Linked DNA regions of Homo sapiens: region 2 is linked to region 1. A link is a loop called in an ENCODE intact Hi-C map of the cell type or tissue named here. Cell type or tissue: mammary epithelial cell. All regions are shown on one strand.

Region 1 (8,000 bases):
GCCTGGCATCCGGAGACCTGGAGCCTCCTGGGAGAGGATCCACTTATAGACTAAGAATCAAAACATCCCATCATTAATCCTTAGCAACCTGTAAGGTAAAAGTGCCCGATGAAAACACTGGGTCAGGTGTCAATGTACCAGGGGTCAGGTCCTGATCATGCTACAGTCCAACCGGTGACATTAGCCAAGTCACTTCCTGGAGCTTTGGTTTCCTCTGGTGCAAGGTTGAGAGAGCACTTTGTAAGTTAGATGGCATGACATAAGTCTAAGGTAGCTGTCTTGTTATCATACGTGCAGAGGCCCTAGCTATGTGAGAGGATGATGGCAAAGGTTTTGCTGTTTTGAAATTCTTTTGCCCCAATATGTCATTTTCAAGGTGTGTTGCAACCATAAAGAGAAGCTGCCTGGGAGCCCTGAGGATGTGCCTGGTAGTCTCAGGTATCTTGAGAGAGGCACCTGCCCTGGGGGGTTGGGATGGACATGGCACTGCCACCATGAGGATCTGCTAATAGGGAATCAGAGACTATTTAAGGACACCTACAAACTTTTTTCTCACCTGTAATGTAGAATAAATCACACTCTTCAAGCACTTGTTTAGAGTATTATAATCAGTCTTTACAAACACTCTGAGAAATGGTGGAGGCAGGTCATTTTTGCCCAAATGAAGAAAAAGGTGAACTGCTTCACCTTGCTGAGGCTGGTGAAGGTCATGATCTTGAAAGAAATCTTGGGCTCCTGAGATCCCCTCTTACAGGTGTGTGTAACCCATAAAAGAATACTAGAAGGTCTGCCCACAACTTCCTGTCCCCGCTTCTCTACTTGTTCCTCTTCCTCTCAACATTCCCAGTCTTCTCCAGCAGTCTGCAGCCGCCACATCCCTGACACACACCACTCTATCCTAGCAAGTCACACCGTGTCTTTCTGAAGCACGAATTGTAATAGAATGTGAATCTCTTCATGCTAACCCTCGACAGTGGGCTCTCCTGTCCTCCTTTCCCCTTTTTAGACAGTTTCACATCTGATTAGAACTTTCCAGTGGGTAATGGCCACAGGTTGTAGGCTTTGTTTCATAAATCCTAAAACACCTGCACAGGACTGGACACAAAGCTGACATACTGAGGGATTCCTTAAGGAACAAAAAGAGCTGCCCTAAGAAGGATCTGAATAGACATTTCTCCATAGCAGATGTACAAATAGCCAATGAAAACATGAAAACTATGTTCAACATCATTAGTCATTAGGGAAATGCAAACTAAAACTACACTGAGATACCACTTCACATTCACTAGAATGGCTATAATAAAAAGGACAGATATTAACAAGTGTTGGAGATAATACGGAGAAACTGGAACTCTCATAAACTGCTTGTAAGAATGTCAAATGGTACAGTCACTTTGGAAAACAGTCTGGGAGTTCCTCAAAAAGTGAAACATAGAGTTAACATATGACTGAGCAACTCCTAGGTATTGACCCAAGAGAATTGAAGAAATATGTCCATACAGAAACTTGTACACCAATGTTCACAGCAGCATTATTCACAATAACCAAACAGTAGAAAGAACCCATGACCATCAATGGATGAATAAAGAAACAAAATGTGGTACTGTCTAAATAATGGAATATGATTTGTCCCATGAAGGAAATGGAGTACTGATACATGTTACAGCTTGGCTGACTCTCAAAACGTTAAGAAACAAGACAAAAGCCACATACTGCATTACTCAAGTTAAATAAAGTATCAAGAACAGGCAAATTCACAGTGACAGAAAGCAGATGAGTGGCTGCCAGACTTTGGGAGGGGGTGCAGAGAGTGATTGCTAATGGGTGTGGGATCTCTTTTGGGGATAATGAAAATGTTCTGGAAGTAAAGGCGAGGGTTGCAAATATACTAAACAGGTTATAAATATACTAAAAATTACTGAATTGGGCCGGGCGCGGTGGCCCGTGCCTGTAATCCCAGCACTTTGGGAGGCTGAGGTGGGCAGATCACTTCAGGTCAGGAGTTTGAGACCAGTCTGGCCAACATGGCAAAACCCCGTCTCTACTAAAAATACAAAAATTAGCCAGGAGTGGTGGCGGGCGCCTGTAGTCCCAGCTACTCGGGAGGCTGAGGCGAGAGAATCCCTTGACCCAGGAGATAAGAGGTTGCAGTAAGCCAAGATGGCACCACCGCACTCCAGCCTGGGCAACAGAGCAAGACTTCGTCTCAAAAACAAAACAAAACAAAACAAAACAAAAAACCTAAAAACCCCACAAAATTACTGAATTGTACACTTTAAAGTGGTGAATTTTATTATTAAGATGGACTGTGAATCATTTCAATAACAATTAGAAAACAAAACAAACAGAAAAAAGGCTGCCTTGGAGCAGTGGTTCTGAAACTTGGGCATGCAGCACTCACTTGGAGAACGTGTGAAAACACAGGTTGCTGAGCCCCACCCTAGTTTCTGATTCAGTAGCTGTGGGTGGGGCTCAGGAATGTGCATCTCTAATGAGTCCCCGGGGTGCTGAAGGTCCTGTTGGTATGCAGCCACATTTTGAGAACCAGTGACCCAGAATAGAGCTTCTCCCAACTTCAGTGCATGTGGTGGACACTGTGATGAGCTACCCAGATCCCTGTCTAATGACAGACTTGCTGCTGACTGCTGGGAGTGCTGTCTGCAGTGAGTTGAAAGGCCTGGCCATCCCTGCCCACCACAGACAACTTAGAAGGCTGACCTAGCTGTGTAGCTTCCCGTGTTGTGAGTGATGACTGTCACTGGGCCTGTATTGCTGCTTGACTTCTTGCTCTACCTACCTATTCCTGTTCCTTCCTCCTCCTTCCCATAGGTATTGATCCAAAGGGCACTCCTTAATAAATACGCCACTGGCTAAACTCCATCTCAGAGTTGGATCATGGGACAACCCCACCTGTCATAATGCATATGAGAAATCTGGGGAACCTGTCGCAGATTCTGATTCTATAAATCCAGGGATGGACCTGAGGTTCAGCATTTCTAACAGGCTCCTTGGTGATACCAATGCTGCTGACCCATGGTCCACACTTTGAGTAGTGAGGGCCTAGATGACCTCAAAGTACTCCTCCAGCTCCATAATGAGGAGACTCTATGAGCCATCAGGTCGAGTGTAAAGACAGAAAGATACCACATTTACTAGGTCATTAAAAGGTACTGAGATTACCCTGTCCTTGAGATCCAGGCCATGGAACTGGGTTACAGGTGAGTGTGTTCAACACAGGCCTTTCAGGTGCTCCCTAGCTAATCCCCTTGGACAGGGGCCAAGATCAACCTGAGTTTCTTTTTTATATGCTCTATTGTTACAGTACGGCTTCAGGGAGTTACTTGGGCAGAAGTGAGTAATCTGCATTGTGCAACCAGCAGACAAGTGCTGACTGATACCCACTACACAGCCTATGCAGGGAACCAAAGACGGTGGGAAGAAAGATGAAAGGAAAAGAAAAGTAGAGGCAGGGTGGTGGCCACCATCTTTTCCAGCATGTTTGCCCTCAGACAAACCTTGCATTTTAAGAGTAGTTAGGCCTGTTCATGTCTTGTTTCCAAGTGGGATCATTTGATAAAGAGTTTGGAAATCTGTTTTTGACCCACATCTGTTCCTAATTTACTGGGAGTCCCATACCTTGTAACTCAGTTTTTCTATCTGTTCAGGCTGACTTCAGATAAATACATAGGTTACAGACTCATATTCTCAGCAGGTTACAAAAAGAAAAAAAAGGGAATTTGGAAACAAATCTTAAAGATGTTATCATAGAAGGAAACTTTCACACCATCCTACCAAACACCCACTTGTCAGAAAGAGAATCTGGGGGTAGGCTGAGCCTTAGGGTAGCCTTGGGCAACATTTCTGAGAGGACAGCAATCCTTGAGCCCCTACTCCCTCTTTTTTTAAACCTCATCTAGCTATTACAACAGCTCACAGTCAGGTGTGTGATGGACGGCAAATGCATAGGGAAAAAGGAGCGATATGAAGTTGTGATCTTTAATCAACTCTTAGGAAAAGTTAGGAAACTTGGCAATTGTGTCATTTTTGAACGTTACAAGGCTCAAATTTCCATCCGTGTTGTATCTTCAAGCTTCTGCCTGTTGTACAATTTCATGGGAAATAAAAGGAGTGAATGTCTGCTGTGCCTTGGGCAGAATACAAACAGAAAAGGAGTGGGCGCTCAATACAGTAAACCTGCACTGAGAAACCGTGGTTCTGGAAGGACACAACTTTCTACACTTTTGCTAGATTTTCATGGTAGCAATGACAAAACAGGACTAGGGGAGAGGGGAAAAACCAGGGTAGGTAAGCCCTTAAAATTCTGGACAGTGACACTCTGTACTTAGGGACCTGCAAAGCACCTGGAAGGGCTGAGACTGGGAGGCACACATACAGCAAACGTCTTTCGATACCTGCTTTTTTCTCATTAACCAAGCGGATTTATGAATAAGCTCTGCAAACTTTAAAACGCATGCAGTATTCAAGATGCAATGCCCCTTCCATGCCACTCACTGTCTCTTCTGGAGTGAAATGCAACTATAATGGTGCTCCCTGAACCCACTTGCAATATGCAAGCTCTCTAGAGAAGGTAGTCCCTGATCATCCTGTTGAAAATCTAGACCTCGTGTAAGCAAGAAAAAGAAGTCAAGGTACAGAGTGGCATAAATATTGTTACTTGAAGTGCTAATTATCTACCAGTGTATTCAAAACCTAGTGATTTCCAAACCTGCTGGAGCTTCTTATGGAAATAAATATGTGCATCCCAATGTAGGGTTAAAAGGATTCCCAGAAACCTACACCAAAAATATAAGTAATTATCCTCTGAGCAGGGATTTCTCTCCAATTTCACTGCTTCCCACAAGGGGAACAATTTCTTGAGAACATAATAGTAAAGGAAACAATACACCACCAAAGAGGAAAATAACATCTTTATAATTACAGATTAGTTCCCAAATTGCACACCTACATACTCACTCTGCTTTGAATTTGAGTAACTTCGATGAAGCTTGTCTATCCCCTTCAGCTATCAACATTTACAGCTCAACAGCTCAATCACAAGATTTTCCATACAGAAACCCCAGGCTGCAAAAGCACTCTCAAATGACCCACTCGTTTCACTCTTGAAGAATGTGGAAAACACAGCGACAGAGAGCACAAATCGGGGTTAATACCCCGGCAGGAGAGAGGGAGCTCTGGTATCTCTAAAACAGTTTCAGTGTGCCAGTTTTAGAGATTACCCAATCATTTCTAAGCCGTTCAGATTTTTATCAGACAGGAATTAGCAGCTGAAAGTCTTGCTTGGCCCAAGCTGTTACATCTCTTTATCAGGAATTCATCTAAGTTTGCATTGCTTGAGCAAGGCACTCACATTCATTTCAACTCATTGGTTACTTACCCATTAAATGGGTTTCTTAACCATCACACTGGTTATTTAATTCCTACCCCATGGCTCCCCCAAGAAATAAAAAGTGCACTATAATTATATAAACTCTTAATTAAACTGAAGAATTCAGTGTTGCCATTACCAGTCAGTAATTCCACTCAATTAGGACAATAGACTTCCATTTATTACTGAACTCCTAATTGCTACTCATTTTCCTGGTTAGTAATTGCCAATCCTATCAGACAATGTGCTTAAAGAAAATTCTGCCATGAAATTATATTTCTCTCCATCACGGGAAAGGTGGAATCAGAGTCCTTACGTGGTCAGGAGTTGGGTCCTCTTCTCTAGCTCCATGCGTCTCCAGGCTCGGGGGTTTTAAAGGCTGGTGTGCCCCAGGGTTGGCTGCTGGTGCTGCGATCCGCGGGAGACTTGCCCACAAAGGAAAGGCGTATCCAGGTAGCCAGAGAATCCCAAAGCCAAACCTAGCCGAAGAGGATGCAAAAACAAAACCACCCGAAGCGGTCTCCGCATTTCCAGAAGACTAAGTTCAAAGTCTCCAGGCAGGGCGCATTTTAGGTCTTGAGGTGTACGTCCACGTCAGGGGGCAGGTTCGGCATCTGCTGCTTCTCAGCCTCAGGAGACTCAAGACGGAAGTCCGAGGGTGGCAGCCGTGCGGTACCACGGCTGGAGCCAGCCGGCCTCTGCCTCTGCCTCCCCGGGTCTGGCTTCCGAGGTGGGTTCGCGGGCACTGGCAGGTGCCGGGGAAACTTGCCGGCACGCCGTCCGCCGCCTCTGGACGCCCGGGCAGCCCCGCACTGGAGCTGGAACGAGTCCTGGCAGCCGGCTCCGCGGGAGCTCCCGGGCGGCGATCAGACGCGAGCGATCTACCCGCGGCTCGCGGATGCCTCGGCCCAGGAGCTGCGCGCCGCCCGCCCCAGCCCCGCCCCGGCCCGCGGAGCGCCCCGGCCCGCCTCGCTCCTCATGACCGTCTCCTAATTAGCTCAGAAGACTGCAACTCGCCGGCTAGCAAAGACACCCACGGTGGGGAAACTTGACAATTTATTCCCGGGCCCGGGGGAGGTCACCTGCAGTGCACCAGCGGATTGGCTGCTGCGCGGGTTGCGGCGGCAAAGCGCGCAGGCAAAGCGCGCAGGCAGAGCGCGCGCAGCTTCTGATCCGCTCTGCCATCCCGGCAAGGCACGGGGCGGGGAGGGCCGCCCCGAAGCAGCCCGCGGCTCAGTACCGTGTGAAAGGGACGGTGTCGGTGCCGGAACCACAAAACTGCCCCACCTCTCCAGATTGGGTGGTTTGGAAGAGATGCTCTTTGCTGTTTGGGTTTTTAGACGTCACACTCTGTCTTCCAGTTGACAATGGGCTCAAGCCATTTACAGCCGGAAGATGCTCTGAATGAAGTATCTACTCCAACTTCATGTTACAGAGGAGGGAACTGAAGCAGAAAGGATGAAGGAGCTGTGAAGGTGAGTGGGTGGAAAAGCTAGGCCTGGACGCCGGGTGTCCTCATTCCTAGTCTTTCTAAAGAGACCAGCCCTGCCCTTGGGGCTGCCTTCCTTACAGAGAGCTCCACCCTCAGGGGCATTCCCAGGAATACACAGCAGTGCACCGAGAACTCTGAAACTCTGGTGTCTAGCCCACAACCCGAGAGGTCAGTAAATCAGAGAGCATTATCTCCATCGTATACATTAAGACACTTAAACATTAAGTTTCTGAACTATGCCAACATAGTTCAGAAACTCCCCCGCCCCTGAGCTAGTTAGTAGGAAACGGAGTGGGCATGCAAACTCAAGCTTCCACAATAATTCCTGAATTTCAGCCACCACACCTCAACGCTCTGCCCAAGGAGGTGCATGGAAGAGGAATTCCTGGAGGGGCTGCCTAGAAACCAGTGGCTGAGGATGACATCCTTGCAAATGGCACCAAGCCCCCTAACAGCGGTTGCTGCAGTGCCAGCTTGGGACATCCTGACCACAAAGCAGCTGGTAATAATTCTTTTTTTTTTTTCTTGAGACAGTTTCACTCTTGTTCAGGCTGGAGTGCAATGGTGCAATCTCGGCTCACTGCAGCCTCCGCCTCCCAGGTTCAAGCAATTCTTCTGCCTTAGCTTCCCAAGTAGCTGCGATTACAGGCATGTGCCACCACGCCCGACTAATTTTGTATTTTTAGTAGAGGCAGGGTTTCTCCATGTTGGTCAGGCTGGTCTTGAACTCCTGACCTCAGGTGATCCACCCGCCTCGGCCTTCCAAAGTGCTGGGATTACAGGTGTGAGCGACTGTGCCCGGCCTCAGCTAGTAATAATTCTTATTGCCCACTCCATTTTAGTGCTTGTCACATCTGCTCCTCATCAAAAGTGAACACACTCACTCACCCCCATCTCCCACTCTCGCTGAGTCTATTCTGGCCTTTGCAACCTCCGCCCATACAAATGGAGGAAACTATCAAAGTAGGAGAGAGAAAAACAGCAAGCTTCAGAGAACTCTCTCTGTGCCAGGAGAGCTGAGAGCTGCTAAGCCTCTCCCTGGTCCTTGAATACACAGAGTCTAGAAGGGCTCCCATCCTAGTTGCCTTGTGTTTGGAATTTGAATACGCAGCACTCAGCATT
Region 2 (8,000 bases), 270 kb after region 1:
TGGGGAGGAAGGGATAGGTACAGACTACTTAATGGGTAAGGGGTTTTACTCTGGAGTGATGAAAATATTTGGGAACAAGATAGAAGCAGTGGTTGTAAAACACTGTGGATATACTAAATCCTACTGAACTGTTCACTTTAAAATTGTTAATTTTATATTACGTGAATTTCATCTCAAACGATTTTTTTAAAAGAAATAACTTCTTTTCCATTCTCTTAAATCTTGCATCATAAACTGTTGGCTTAAAATCATTCTTTACTGCTGAATGTGGTTAATTTTACTTATTGCTTATTTGCTCTCTTGCACAGAAACTTCTTGAGAGTAAGGTCTACAACTTCCAAGCATCTAGCCCACCAGCTTAACCCAACAGGAACAAAAAGTTATTCAAGTGATTCTTACATAAACTTGCAGTGTGATCTTAAAAAACAACTCACTCTGCTGGGCATGGCGGCTTACACCTGCACTCTCAGCATTTTGGGAGACAAAGGTGGGAAGATCATTTGAGGTCAGGGGTTCAAGACCAGCCTAGGCAACAAAGCAAGACCTTGTCTCTATTAAAAAAAAAATAATAAACCAGGTGTGGTGTTGCATATCTGTAGTCCCAGCTGCTAGGGAGGCTGAGGTGGGAAGACTGCTTGAGCCTGGGAGTTCAAGGCTACAGTGAGCTATGATCATTCCACCATACTCCAGCCTGGGAGACAAACCTAGACTCAGTCTCAAAACAAACAAGCAAAACCACACACAAATCAAACACCCCTGTATTTTAGTTTCCCAAGCTGAAAGGCATTTGGTTCTCTGGAGTAGAGAGTATATGCCTATTTTATTAAATCTAATATATTAGAAGGTAGAAGGGGTCCTGCTGTCTAATTTGTCAGATAAGAATCCTAAAGTAGAGCTTCTCTCCATCATTGTGGTATTGAGGCAAAAACAAGGCAGTGCTGAATTCAGTGGTTGGGACCAGGAGTTCCATGGATCCAACTGGGGGATAAGGGAGCTCTTTTCAATATTCAGAAAGGCCTAACCACACATGCCTCTACCAAGGCTACAGGAGATACCTAAGTACCAAGAATTTTTGCTTCAAGCTGGAAAGATGTCCCATGTTGATGACTATCTAGATCTCAGTAGAAATACAAAGAAAATGATAAATTTTATGATAAATGTGGTTCAGTTGACAACATATTACAAAAACAGGGAGTCTAAGGAGGGGATGAGGAATAGAAAGTTTTTGCAGGAAGATGGCTTAGACTAACCACACCTGTATTGCATTTTGAGGGATGATTACGCCCAGAACATCCAAATCCATGGATTACAGGATGCTGCTGTACTAGCTGTGCATCTTATTAAGAAAGAAAAATGTCAAATAAAGAATCAGAGGTTGCAAAAATTCTGAAAAGATGTTACAAGTTACCTTCTGCCATAGCCTAAATACCTAGAGCCCCTTCCATGTCTGGAGTACTATTCTCAAGGCAAATTTCTTTGGAAGAATAGATCTGTACAATGTCATATCTGAAGAACATTCCTCATTTCTTTTTCCATTCTATCCAGCTCCCACAAAACTCATGCAAAGGCTGATAAATAGGCATTTTGAGAAGACCTGCTCCTGGGGTTACTCTAGAAGCTACTGCCCTTTAGACAAATTCAGCAAAATAGTGCTTTCTGAAGGTGGGAAGACACGGAACTGGAAACATAAAGACCTCCATTTAAAAATCCATGGATGCCCTCATTATGTAAGAACTGAGCGGCCGGGCGCGGTGGCTTACACCTGTAATCCCAGCACTTTGGGATGCCAAGGCGGGCAGATCACCTGAGGTCAGGAGTTTGAGACCAGCCTGGCAAACATGGCAAAATGCTGTCTCTACTAAAAATATAAAAATTAGCCAGGCGCAGTGGCAGGCACCTGTAATCCCAGCTACCTGGGAGGCTGAGGCAGGAGAATCACTTGAACCCAGAAGGTGGAGGTTGCAGTGAGCCAAGATCATGCCACTGCTCTCCAGCCTGGGCGACAGAGCGAAATTCCGTCACAAAAAAAAAAAAAAAAAAGAACCAAGCATACCTTTCATGCCAAGTGCCACCTGTGATTATGTTTTTACAGTTATTACCAAGAACTGTGATACTGAGATCGTTTAAAAGCCTCAACAAGCATGCCAATGTGACTTGAGGATTCAATGTCTCCTCATTGTTGCCACACTCATAGGCACACTTGTTTACCTTATGTCAAGGGAAATAAATGTCCAACCTTACTCAAAGAAACTACTTAGAGTAAAATAGACTTGATCTCTTAGAAGTGACCATGGATCCCAGGTTCAAGTAAATTAGAAAGACGATCCATAAAGCACACAGTGCCTGGGCCTCTACTGTCTTCTAGCCAATAAGGTAAACCAAACCTAGAGCCATGACCAACCTTAGCCCAAGTCAGCTGGGCTCCAGGTGTACGTCCATTTCCTTTGTGTAACTGTGAGTCAGAGGTCACTGGGAAATTAGGTAAGAAGGACTATTAAGCCATGTTGAAGGAGAGATTCCTAGGAGTTTTCATGCGGTGCTGTGTGCATGTGCAAGTGTGGAAAGGTAAACGCATGGAGTAAGGAAAACCCCAAAACTGGTGGGACAGAGATTAGGTGGCTGAGGCAAGTGAAGAAAGGCTGCCTTGGGAGAAGTGGAGAGGGCCAATCAGGCCCCTAGGAGACAGGCTGGAAGTGGGTAAAAAGCCTAGAAAAGGCCTATGGGAGAGGATAGAAACATCAGTTCCCCTTGGGTATGGGTGGACAGACAATCAGGAAAGCCTTGGAAGAGCATATCAGCAGCCCCTGGGGAGTCTCCTGGAAAGGCCCCTTTCAGGGACAAAAAAAAAAGTTCATCCTGGGACTGTGATTGCCTCTCTAGGCTCAACCTGCTGTGCTGACCTGGAGGCTGGTCCCCATCAGCAGGGCAAAAAGCAGGCAGAGAAACTGAAGACTCAGTGACTAAATGAATCAAACACAAAACATGTGCAAAATGAACAGTTTGATTGCTGAGTCACCAAGGGAGGGGCTTCAGAGCTGAGGCCCATGGTGTTGTTAGATGCAGACAGATGGCTTGTGCTGGCAGGGCTCAGAGGTGGGATAGTTTCTTCCACCGGACTGGATTCATCCCCACAGCAGCTTGATAAGGCTTGCCCTCTTTTCCTGCCTCCTTTCTCAGGTGGATCTGATGGCTCTGAACTTGTCCACATGCAATATGCAAGGTCAGATAGCAATTCCCTTGCAGAAAGGGTGACTAACATCCAGGACTATGATTTCTAAGTCTAATTTTTGAGAATCTGATCGGGGGTGGGGTTGGAGTGACCAGGTTCTACTTGTTTAAACTCAATCACCCTAAAATATCTTTTTATTCTACCTTCTGAATATATTCTCCATAAGAAGACAAGGTTCAGCTTCACTTTTTGTCATTTCATTTAGGTATATACTAGCCATTGTGACGCCCATATCTAGGACACACTGGACAGGAGTGAAGAAGAGGGAGGCATAATATATGCCCATCACTCTTCGTACGAATTCCTATTGTTTAGGAGAGTGGGTTTCAAATTTTGTACTTCTTTACATAAGAAAAATATTTTAAGTAATTTCTTTTTTTCAGTTTTATTTTTATATTTGTTTGAGAGACAGGGGCTTGCTCTGTCACTCCGGCTGGAGTGAAGTGGTACCATCACAGCTCCCTGCAGCCTCAAACTCCTGTTCTCAAGCGATGCTCCCGCCTCAGTCTCTCAAAGAGCTGGGATTACAGGTGTGAGCCACAATGCCTGTAATGATTTCTTAAGCTTCTCTGGGTGACTAGCTGTGAGGACAAGAAACCTCACTCCTTCCAGCCTCCCACTTCTCTCCTTTCATCCCCAAAAGTCCCTTAGCACTGGAATAAGGGCAAAATGCAGTAATGAGAGAAGGGACAATTGGACCCTGGCTCATCTCTCCTGAGTTGTGTGGGTTTTCACTGGGCCTCACTTTCCTCTTCAGGAAAATGAGAGGGTAAGCCAGAGTGGGCTTTTGGGTCTTTTTGACTCTAAAATTCTCAACTTCCCCATAAGCAAAGACAGAGAACGACTGTAAGTCTTTACTCATAAAACATGAAGAAAACTAAGAAAAAATATACACATAGCAACTGCAATAAGTCCCGCCACATGGCAAGGTGCCATTCCCAAACTTTTCCTCAATAACATCTTCTCACATCATCTCTAGTGCTCTTCCTAGGAAAGTTTCAGTGTCGAGTATGACTTACTTTCTTAGACCACACCAAACCTGTCAATTTCATAGACAATATATACAGGATCAGGGAGGCCAACCCTGTAATTATTATTTTTTTTGAGACAGGGTCTTGCTCTGTTGCCCAGGCTGGAGTGCAGTGGTATGGTCACAGTTTACTGTAGCCTTGAACCGCTAGGCTCAAGCAATCCTCCCACCTCAGCCTCCCGAGTGGTTGGGACCACAGATGCACACCATCACCCCACCCAGTCAATTTTAAAATTTTTTGTAGAGATAGGGTCTTGCTATGTTGCCCAGGCTGGTCTTGAACTCCTGGGCTCAAGCAATCCTTCTGCCTTGGCAATTTTTTTTCAATGAATACAAAAATATTTGCAGTGATAGCTTCATCAGATAGTTGTTCTCATATACTAATTTGGCCAGAATATTTTTATACTAGTGATTGACAACATTCATAAGACCCAAGACCCTCATCTGCTGAGAGCCAACACAACTGTTTCTACCACTTGATTCCATTTAGAAGCCAAATCCTTTTACATCATTTTCCAAAATGTACGGCCTAGTTTTCATGTTCACATCTGCTATCATCATCACTTTCAGACAGGTCTTAGCTGATGACGCCAAGGTTCTCCCCTTGGTTCCCAACCAAATCTGAGTGTCAACAAATAGCTCCTCTTTTGTCCAAGGCGGGAGGAGGAGGCCTGCCTTTACGCCTGTCCTCCCACTGCATGCAACATAACTGTGCCATTTCTTCACCTTGTAGAACATTTCCTCCTTGCATTTTCAGCTAGAAATGGTGGCAGAGTAATAGACTCTGTGTTCATTTTATTGAATCACCTATATTTAATGGGGAAAATGGGTTGTTGTAACTCTGTCAATAGGACATGTTCAATTACACTGTGTAGCCATTTTTCTTCAGAAGGCATTACCATCTGGGCTAAGCAGTTAAATAAGCACAGCTACATGATATTATAGCTAATGAAATTAAATGTGGTACAAATATATACATGGCACACAGAATTCACATTTATCTCTTTGAAAGGATTTTCCTTGTTGAAAAATAAGATATGTGAGTTGCGAGATCAGGATTGTGGCATGGTTGGCTGGCTTTATGGCTTTCCAAACAACAGAAGTGATTATTCAGTTCACATCTAGGTCAAACAGAAGAATTTCCTCTTTAGAAAATCATAACCCATTTTACCCTCTAAGAGGTCTGCTTCCTCAGTTTGCCCTGGAACTACCCAAAGCTCTTGGCTACAGTGGCTGACCCTGACTCTACATCTATCTTTACCCTTATCTCCAAACCCTTTAAACCTTCCAATACCACTTCATGAGGGTGACAAGGCGTACACTGGGCCACAAACATAAAGATCCTGGCACAGAACAGACACCCAATAGATATTATTTCTTTCTACCATCCGTCTCCTTTCCACTTACTTTGCTTGTCTCAGCCTCTGAGTTGGGTTGTGGACTGGCCTCACCTGCAAACTTAGGTCTGCCTGTTTTGAGCGAATGCTAACTGTAGAAACCAAGCAATTTCAGCTCCACCCTCACATATGTACAGACATCTGTTGTTTTTGTCACCTCCTCCTCTCAATCTTCTTAGTAAAATAGTATCCTAACTTTCCTTTGGGAAATATCCCTGCTGTACTTTCAATTTCTGTGGGATAAACTCCAGCTCCAGTTTCAGAACCCACTCTAATTGGTTTAAGCCAGGAAAGGGAGAGGGACATGTTGCTGGGAGGCCCCCATCTGGGGCCTGAGCTTGGAATCAAATCAGAGGAAGGCAACACATGTAAAGTGCTGAGAGTGGAAGGATGAAGAGAGCTAGGGCTTTGTGCCATCACTTGTGCTCTGGACATAAGTGGAGCTGGGATTCAGCATTACCTGCCCCTGTACTATCTCCCACGAATGAATTGGTATCCGTACAGGGCATTCCTGGTACCAGCATCTGCCTGAGCTTGCAGGCAAGCTCTGGAACTTTGAGCCACTGTGTTGGACTGCCTCTCTCAACAAAATGGGCCTATTTCTTTGGTTTGGTCCTCTTAATTAAAAAACAAACAAACAAAAAACTATGACACACTTTCACTTGCTCGATTCTCATTTTAAATACTCACCAGCAGAGAGGCCATAAAATTGAAACAACAACACATTTGACTTCTAGTAGGCATTCAGTTAGTATCACCAAAGCCATCTTTCTTATCACCACCAGGCATGAGGCTAACAGGTAAGTGATCACCTTTTCCTGGGGCTCCACATAAAAAAAGCTGGGAGTTTGGCATGTAGGAGCTACAGGATGTGTGGTATAACATCCAAGGGCTTTGCAGAAAGATTTTAAACCATAGCATAAAGGCCCTTTTTGACAGTAAAGAATAGCCTTGTTCTTCCACTTCATCCACAGAATCACCATTCCCATTTTTGGACAATGTAGCAGTTGACCAATTCAAAATACAGTTCATTTTATAAAGAATTTCCTAAGCTTCACCCACATAAATATACTATAATGTATTTTAATTTATAAAAATTATGCCTATAAAGAATTTTATTTTTTCCCTTTAAAAAAAGTCACAAATGCAAGCAGAGTTTATACAAATAAAGGGCAGTTTTGCTGGTCTTCCAAGTCTTCCTGTAAAGCCAAACTGTTAAAACCAGACAATCATATTAGATCTAAAGAGGAATTCTGTCTCTAAGTAACCTTTTGAATTTAGTACAGTTGTTAAATGTCCCTTCTAACTTGGGGATTAAAATGCTAAATACAAAATAATTCAATTTTTTCTCACTTGGACTGACCAAGTAAGTTTTTCAGGCTTCTTGGGAAAATATTATTTTCATAAAGAGTATATGAAACAGATAACTTCATTATCAACATGCTTCATAAACTATAGGGTACTATTCTCGGGGCGGGAGGGACATATAATAATAAATTCACCTGACCATAATCTCTTTTTGTGACATGACTGTATGTTTAATGAATATGTGTCAGGAAACCAGTGTTTCACTTTAGACATGTCCCAACTATCTGCATATTTATCTGGTCAACTACATTTTTCCCCCATCTATAAATTTTCTAACTTAGAAGTGCATGACTTAGTCACTGTGGTTAGAAATGCTGTTTTTTTGTGGGAGGGAGGAGAGGGGAGTAGAGAGTATCTGGGAGTACACCCAAAGGTGCTCCAAACTACCAATTTAGTGAGTTGTAACCAGAATTTTTTACAATAATGAAATCGCTTTAAAAAGATCAGAGTGCATATGCTTCCTTACTTTCTGTTCACAATTATTTAAAACAACACTGCCAACATTTATAATGATATTTAAAGGAGGCCAACAAGATTCTGCAAAACAGAGAAAAGAAATGTTCAGGGAAAAAGAGACCTAACGCAAAGCTATTCTAATATGAAAATATGCTGAATTTTGGCATTGGGATGTTTCGAAGGACATTCTATATTAAGGAAAGCACCATTGCTTAGAGGTTAAGAGTAAACGTGTTACAGTCAAACAAGCATGGACATGTATGTCTGTTGCATCATCTCTACCTTTTACTAGCTGGGTGACCTCTTCACTCCTCAGATTTCCAACCTTTCAAATGGGAATAATACTACCTATCTCACAAAATTGGGAAGATTAAACATGATAACATGGGTGAAGCACTTAGACTGGTGCTTGGTAAGCAGTCATTCATTTGGTAAATGTCGTCATGTTGTTAAGATACGCCAGCAAGGATACAAATCAAAGCAGCTATTGTAAGGTGTTTACTGCCTGTGGTCACTCAGC

The links. Hi-C counts contacts between places; a loop is a spot of excess contacts. Peaks named below come from ENCODE experiments on the same cell type or tissue, not always from the same donor. Only the 100,000 strongest peaks of a DNase experiment are listed, where the experiment ranks them.
Region 2: it touches region 1 in a loop (3-fold over the local background); 1 of 110 quality-filtered maps calls a loop at or near these places.

The regions. Positions count from the first base shown.
Region 1 is chr7:70,594,502-70,602,501 of GRCh38, reverse strand. The region is part of intron 5 of AUTS2 (activator of transcription and developmental regulator AUTS2); the gene reads right to left. It overlaps LOC124901668 (a long non-coding RNA gene), which reads left to right and starts at 6,954. Exons shown (of 2, transcript XR_007060375.1): 1 at 6,954-7,380. RefSeq lists a silencer at 6,147-6,346 and an enhancer at 5,916-6,417. In mammary epithelial cell, no CTCF peak of the experiment used is centred here; DNase peaks (open chromatin) are centred at 2,451 and 3,301; H3K4me3 peaks cover 2,299 bases; H3K27ac peaks cover 1,238 bases.
Region 2 is chr7:70,320,958-70,328,957 of GRCh38, reverse strand. The region is part of intron 4 of AUTS2 (activator of transcription and developmental regulator AUTS2); the gene reads right to left. Among named protein-coding and RNA genes, the nearest start is that of AUTS2, 730 kb to the right of the region's middle. In mammary epithelial cell, no CTCF peak of the experiment used is centred here; DNase peaks (open chromatin) are centred at 3,027, 7,337 and 7,737; H3K27ac peaks cover 207 bases.